Regions from separate parts of the Homo sapiens genome. Here region 1 is linked to region 2. The links are chromatin contacts, found by Hi-C in ENCODE. All regions are on one chromosome and are shown on one strand. Each heading gives the region's core, a stretch centred on a gene start or an enhancer-like site at or near the end of the contact. The rest is flanking DNA. Distances are from core to core; before and after follow the strand shown. Region 1 has its middle 6.9 kb from the start of LINC00374. Region 2 holds the start of PCDH17 (protocadherin 17).

What was found. Hi-C counts contacts between places; a loop is a spot of excess contacts on that map.
Region 1: a map with no recorded cell type shows a loop between it and region 2 (4-fold over the local background). The contact joins the enhancer-like site here to the promoter of PCDH17 in region 2. A Hi-C loop is called at or near these places in 1 of 37 single-sample maps with no recorded cell type.

Annotation. Positions count from the first base shown.
Region 1 is chr13:58,238,125-58,241,848 of GRCh38, reverse strand. No RefSeq gene overlaps it. Among named protein-coding and RNA genes, the nearest start is that of LINC00374, 6.9 kb to the right of the region's middle. Within about 2 kb of position 1,733, at least 2 of the 41 ENCODE cell types and tissues checked have a DNase peak (open chromatin) inside an H3K27ac peak, as active enhancers do.
Region 2 is chr13:57,629,631-57,633,248 of GRCh38, reverse strand. PCDH17 (protocadherin 17) reads right to left here and starts at 1,505. Exons shown (of 4, transcript NM_001040429.3): 1 at 1-1,505. The coding sequence starts at 702. RefSeq lists enhancers at 319-998, 2,957-3,542.

The sequences.
Region 1 (3,724 bases), core at 484-2,983, 610 kb before region 2:
ACCTTCTGGTCCTGCAGTGCCACAAATGCGCTGGATATACCAGAATTTATTGTTAAGTTTAGTGAGGGCGGGGGTAGGTTAGTGAGGGATTTAGGGTCATTTGATTATGAGGTGAGATGGTCACATGGGGATGAAGTAATTCTTTAACAGAACATCTATATGCAGAAGTACAGTATACAGAGATAAGAATTTACAATATAGTGTGTGCATCAGTAATTTCTAACAGAGCCTTAAAACAGAAACATAGTCTTTCATAACCTATGATTAGCAAGATATTAATCAGCAGTAACAGTTGCAGCAAAAGCTGGTTGCAAACAATCCATAGAAACAGGACGTGAAGCTAGGCAACCAGTTAGACCAGAAATTCTCAGAAGGGAGTATGCCTTAACCCTAAAGAGGCCTAGAAGAGCCGTGGCAAGATGAGGGCATTTATAGCCTTATCTTATCCATATGGACAGGCGCCCACCATGCGTCCATTTATAGGCTCTCCACAAGGGTCGCATTCCATTCCCAGAGCTATGAGCATCTGCTTTTCTGGGATAGGAATCTTGGTGATGTGAAACCTCCCTGACTGCATGTCCGTTCATAGGCTCTCTGCAGGGGGAAGCACATCATGTGCTGTTGGCTCATTCTGGCAGTCCAACCTGGCATTGTCTTTACACAATCCTGCATGCAAATTTGTATTTACAGTAATCAGGAGCATTTCATCTTTTGTTCCATAGCAATAGTTTCAGGGGTCTCTTTAAAACCTACCTCTTCTATCTATCTACCTTTAATATTTTTTTCTTTCTTAGCAATGTCCTTCTTGTTTATTATCTTGCAGGGGTTTGCTGCATTTCCTGAATTTGAATGCTGGTCTCTCTAGCAAGGTTGGGGACATTTCCATGGATGAGATCCTCAAATATGTTTTCCAAGTTGCTTGGTTTTTCTCTTTCTCTTTCAGGGATGCCAGTTAGTGGTAGATTTGGTCTCTTTACATAATCCTGTATTTCTTGGAAGAATCCTTCATTCTTTTTAATTATTTTTCTTTATTTTTGTCTGACTGAGTTAATTTGAAGAACTGGTCTTTAAGCTCTGAGATTCTTTCCTCAGCTTGGTCTGTTCTGTTGTTAATGCTTGCTAATTGTATTATGAAATTATTTTAGTTTGTTTTTCAGCTCTATAATCAGTTTGATTCTTCCTTAAAATGACTTTTTCATCTTTCATCTCCTGTAATGTTTTGTTGTATTTCTTGGATTCTTTAAGTGAGTTTTGACTTTCTCCTAATTCTCAATGATCTTCATTCCCATGCTTATTCTGAATTCTAGGTCTGTCATTTCAGCCATTTTAGCCTAGTTAAGAACCGTTGCTGGAGAACTAGTGCAGTTGTTTAGAGTTAAGAAGACACTCTGGCTTTTTGAGTTGTCAGAGTTCTTGCCCTGGTCTTTTCTCATCTGTGTGAGCTGATGTTCGTTCAGTCTTTGAAGGTGCTCTCCTTTGGATGGGTATTTTTGCTTTTATCTTCTTTGATGTCCTTGGGGGTTTGATTGTGGTGTAACGTGGGTTCAGTCAACTGGCTTTGATTCTGGAAGATTTCAGAGGACTCAGCTCAGCATTCCTGGGCTGCATGCTCTAACTCTGGAAGGTTGGTACCAGGTATCTGGCTTTATTCTCTGGCCCCTCGAGGTTAGGAATCTGCTGCGCTTAAGGAGCTGAGGTTTTCCTGGTCCGTTGGCAGCAACACTCTGATGGGGGGGTGCCAGCCAAAGCATTTTGTCAGGGCGATGGCAGCGGGATCTGTGCTTTCTTATGTGTGCCAGCACCCACGGCGACATGGTGACTTGCGCATGTGTAGGCTGGGGTGAGGTGCTGGGGGAAGCCTTTGCCTTAATTTTTAAAGGCACTATATACTGGCAAAATATTTTGGTGTTGTATTTTGGGCTGCAGTCCAGTGGGTGGTGCTTAAGAGTGTTAGCCAGCAGCTTAACTCTTATCCTGCTGCATAGCTCTTTTGTGTTTTGGTGCGGTTGGAAGTAGTGCTCTGTGGTGGAGAGGGAAAGAGATGGCCCTCTTACCTAGTCCACTCCTGGGACTTGGAGGAGCTCGCTCTGACCACTGGTTCCATGCCTGCATTGCTTTTGTCGAGTGTTCTGGTCCATAGGGCTCCCTCATGCAGGGGCCGTAGTTGGCAGACAGGCTGTATGCTTGCCATATTGGCCCTGCAGAGGGAGGCACCGCCTGCTCCTTCACGAGCCTGCAAAGCTGGGCATCTCACCTCTCTCACTGATCCAAGAGTGAGGGTTCCCTCTGCTTGGGCACCACCCAAGCCAGCAAATCTCAGTTGGCTAGGAGCTGCGGCATGGATAGGGTCGCCAAATTTGCTGTTAAGGTGCTTCCCAGGAGAACACAGTGTTTTGCCTTCTCACATAGTTCAGGCAGAAGCAGGACAGCTGGCCTGGAAGCAGGCGTGCCTCACATGGCTAGGAGAGGCACAGACACCCTGCACTCCAGGTGTTTCGCAGGGCAACAGGAACCTGTGTGCCTCAGCAGAATTCAGGCAGAAGCAAGTCCCCTAGGCTGGAAGCTCTAGCACCTGTGGCTCTAGCCACAGGTGGAGTTACCTGTCCTGCTGTCTGGGTTTTTCCTGGGGCAATAAGAGGCTGCAGCCACAGACTGAGTTCAGGCAGAAGTGGAACTGCTGGGTCTAAAGCTGGCACTGAGGGCTATTGGAGGTGGAGCAATCTTACTGCTCCTAGGCACTGTGACTGCAACTTCTATTGGGGCTATGACACTGGTGCCAATCTGTTTCAGAGTCCACGGCTTGTAGAAGTCTTGCTGGAATTGACAGTTGCCTCTGCAAAAACTCCAGGTGGCTTTCTTCCTCAGTTTAGCAGCATGGTGGGCCAGGGGTATTCTCCTGTTCCCAGGCTTGCGCAGGTCCCTGTGGAGAGTGTGAATCCCTGTGAGGCTCTCACTCACTCACCCTTTCCTGTGCTGGGATCTCCTCCTGGCTCTGCATTGACCCCAGATGGGCTGCTGCGCAGCTTTGCTCCTCTCTGCTCTCTGTGTCCCCTTGCTGCCTTGATAGACCTTGATGAGGTTTCTTAGCGGAGCAGCTTGTAGGGTCAGTGTTCACTAGCTCTTTTATTTTTCTCTCCATCAGAGTGGTGCACTTGAGCTGCTTCTGGTCCACCATCTTGATGATATTCAGAATTTTATTTACTCTGAACTGTTTCTTGTAATGACCTGTGCTGAAAGCATGTTGGTGCTTGGAAGGAAAGCTGGGAATAAAAACTGGAAATATATTTTTTAAGACAGAGAAAAATAAAGCAAGTTTATAGTAATGTTTCTAAATCAAATTAAATATATGATTTTAACTTAATTTTGTTCATTTTATATTTGTATTTTTTCTTACATTGAAAATTTTGCTTCCTAATTACCTTAACATAATTTATTATGTCCTTTTTTATACAAATGAAATATCAGTTTAAATTTCTGTAGGATTCTTTTTTCCCTCTTAAGATATCTCTTACTAAAAAAAATACTGTCAAAATTATGTGTTTAAAAACCAGTGGAATTAATTCTTCTCTGTATTAATATGATACCAACTGAATATACATATGGGCAAATTTGGTCTTAAAAGTTGTTCTGGGGGATTGATTGTTTTCCTTTAAAATCATTTTAATTAGGTCAACATTTATTTGGTTCCAAACTCAAAATTATAAAATTGAGAGACCTAGCTTCC
Region 2 (3,618 bases), core at 256-2,755:
AATCACCTTCACGTTGATCTGTACGGTGGCGGAACGTGGAGGCTCGCCACCGTCCAGGGCAGTCAGCACGAGCGTATGGTGATTCTGTTGCTCGCGGTCCAGAGCCTTCTGGATGACCAGTTCTGGGAACTTGGTGCCGTCGCCGCGGGACTTAACGTCCAGTCCAAAGAGGCCGTGATCGTCGCGCGTGAGCAGGTAGGTGCGGAGCCCATTCTCGCCGGCGTCGGGGTCATGTGCGCTGGTGAGGGGGAAGCGGGTGCCCGGAGCAGCGTTCTCCGAGATGTCCATTTCGATCTGGTCCGAGGAGAAGGAGGGCGCGTTGTCGTTGATGTCCTGGATCTCTACCTTGATCATGCAGATCTCCTTGTCGTTGGCGAACACCTCGAGGGACAGCTGGCACTTGGCATTGTGGCGGCACAGGGACTCGCGGTCGATGCGCTGCTTGGTGTAGAGGAGCCCGCTGTCTGCGTCCACGTCCAGCAGGTGCGGTGCGGAGTTCTCCAGCACCCGGTAGCTACCCGACTTGCTGCGCCCTCCGCCGCCGCGCTCTGCAGGCGGAAGCCCAGGCTGCAGTCGAGCATCCCTGCCGATGTTCCCGATCACCGTGCCGGCCCCTTGCTCCTCCGGCACGGAGTAGTTGAGGTTCTTGAGAGTGAGGGCAGGGGCCCATAGAAGAAAGCAGCAACAGATGGAAAGGTACATCCCAGACCTGTAAGGTGGGGGCAGGAGCAATCGGACTGGAGGAGCCAGAGAGGGAGTGCGCGCCAGCCTGGGGCCCTGGCGCAGCGTGCGCGCGCGACGCGAGCCACAAGTCTATGGGTCCTTTTTTCCCTCTGCACCCGAGCTGCGGCACCCGGTGGTCTCTCCTTATTCTGCTCAAGTTCCCTGAACCTGTTGATCTACAGCATCCGCACTGGGTGAGAAGCTGCGGTGCAGCAGAGCTGCAGGGGCTTGGAGCAAGGCGGTGGCTTCCTGCGGCTGGGGGTGAGCCAGGGGTTTCGTCTCTCCCGCCCGGACTTCGGGAGGCTCAAACTTGAGCGATGAGGCAGGCGATAAGAAGGAAATCTCGTCTGGGAGAGATGATAATGAGCTAAAGAATCAGTAGGTTTTCCTCGCTCCCGCTAGGGTGCTGCAAATCTACTCCCGCCCGGAGACTCCGGAATACTCTTCACATCGAGTGGGGGAGGGAGCAGGGAGGTGTGTCTCTAGGCAGATCCGAAAGTGAAATTCTTACTTGCTGCTCGCCTCCCGTGATGAAATTGATGGGGATGAAGAGCAACGAAGACAGAGTCACAGATATATTTTGAAGCTTCCCCAGCGCACCGTGAAATGTCTGCTTGCTGCGCGGGCCGGTCTGTTTTCAGGCAGTGTTTTGCTGCATTTAGAGATCTAATCTTGCATTGCTGGCTGAGGCAGCGGCGGCGGCGGACTGCATCTACCAGCCAAGCGTATTTTTTTTTTCCTCTCTCTCCTTTCCGAGCAGCCAAAGGGAGGGGAGGAAATGCAGCGTAAAGAACTAGTGTCCCGATTTGTAGTTTCCTCTCCCCACCAGGCTCCTCCCTCTCTTCCTCGGAAAAGGCTCTCCCCCGAAATCAAGAAAGCCACAGCCTGATCAGCATTTGCTGTGTGAGTCTATTGGGAGGGGGGAAGTAGAGAGATAAATCTTCGCCTCTGTTCGTAGAACACACTCTCTGATTTCTCTACGCCAAGCCAGTAGCCTCCGCTACCATCCCATCCTCTCCCCGCGAGCAAGGACTTCTCTCCAAGCAGTTTAATTCCAGTTTGCTTTTCTTCCCAGGCGAAGGGAAATCAACAGGCAACTCATGGTTGGACGTGCACATTTAAAGGAGGAGGGGGGAGGCCGAATAAAAAGGAAGGGGGAGCCTCCCTCCCAGTCCTTGCACACACACTCTCCCTGTCTCTCGCTAGAAGGGAAACAGTCTCTGCATTCACAGGGCTGGGCTGTCAAGTGCCTCTTTTCTTTCTATTCAGCATCTCCTTCCAATAGCCCTGCCTCCCAGTCCTCTTCATCTAGAAAAGAAAACCTTGGCGAGGAATAAAAGTGATGAATATTTGAAGCAAATAAAGTACGTGTTTTTTTTTTTCCTTCAATTTTCTCTTATAGTAGGAGGAGTGGGCTGGATGAAAGCAACACATCAAGGTTTGGCGTGATGCATTCTGCAGTCTCTCTTTCAGTTTTTCTGGGCGACTCAGGGAGGGCAGGGGGTGCAGAGCTGCGGCCGCGGCGGTCCAGCCAGGGGCTCCTACCCCGGGGAGCTCCCTCCGAGGGGATGTTAGACACAGGTCTGTCTACACATTATTTCGGGTTCTGGAGGCGCCTCGACATACGGGAATGACACATCCAGAAATGCAGGTGTTCCGATCTGCCGGATGAGTCAGAAGCAGCGGAACGAATCGTATTCACTCTCGCCTCATGGTCCTCCCTTCACAGACATTAGTTGCGGCTTCTTCCTAACGCTTTCTCTGACTCAGTCTATAGAAAGAAAAACCAGATTCATGTTTTTGGGGAAAAAGAAAATGCAAGAGAAAAGGATGGAGGGAAGAAGGTGAAGCTGAATCTAGCAGCACTTTTACTCTACCTCTTTCTGCCGGAGTCCGAGGTTCTGGAAAACAAGGCGTCTGCTTTGCTAGGTGTATTGGTTTATTTATTTTGTTTATTTTTTTTAAACCTTTCCTCTTGGTTAGGCGAGAGGTACCCCGAAATTTTTCAGAGTCTTGGAAAAGGAAAAACAAAATCAGGTTTCCAGTAATTGTTCCCAGCTTAGCCTCGCATCATAGTTCAAGATTTTCCTCTCAATTTTTTCTATTCACAAAGTCCAACATCGATGTGTACAGTTAATTGTGCAGTCTGTTGTGGAGGTTTTTTTTTTTTTTAATTCCTCCTTTTCTGTCACGGGTGGTCTCTTTCAGTCTGGTGTCTGCCGGGATCACCCCACAGTCTGAGAAAGATATGCGGATTTCAAAGCAAATAAATCCATCTCCGCAAGCAAAGCAGCGGATGAAAGGAAAGGTGAAAATTCAATTCAACAGTTGGAGTAGCGTCTCCCCAGCCGCCTTCCGCCGCTGCCGCATCCGCCGGGCTCGCGATCCCTGCTCTCTCCCCAGCGTCTCTTGCTGACTGACTCTATTCACCTCACGCCGCCGCTTAAACATTGATACTGATTCCCTGTCAGCCAATCCGAGCGAGGAGCAAGGCCCTGCCTTCTCGGCCCGCGTCCAATGGGAGGCGGAGAAGAGGATGGCGGGGGCGGGGCCAGGAGCCCCGGCTCTTCGGAGTCATTGATTAGATCAGTTAGATGGGGAACCAGTCCGGCTAGCGGAGCCCAGCGCTCCGCCAAAGCGGACGCGCCCCAGGATTCGCCACCAGGTCTCCCGGGCCTTTAACCACCGGGAGTAGCTCTTCCAGCGCCTTCCTTCGGAAAAGAGAATTTACAAAAAAAAGTTTAACAGCGATTTAATTTTTTTGTGGTCCTACATACACGGAATCGGGAATCGCAGTATGCTTGCAGAATAACGTAGCTGCGGTCTGCCTAAAGGGTTTCTCTACACACACTCTCACACACGCACGCACACACGCCCTCGCCGCACACACGCCCA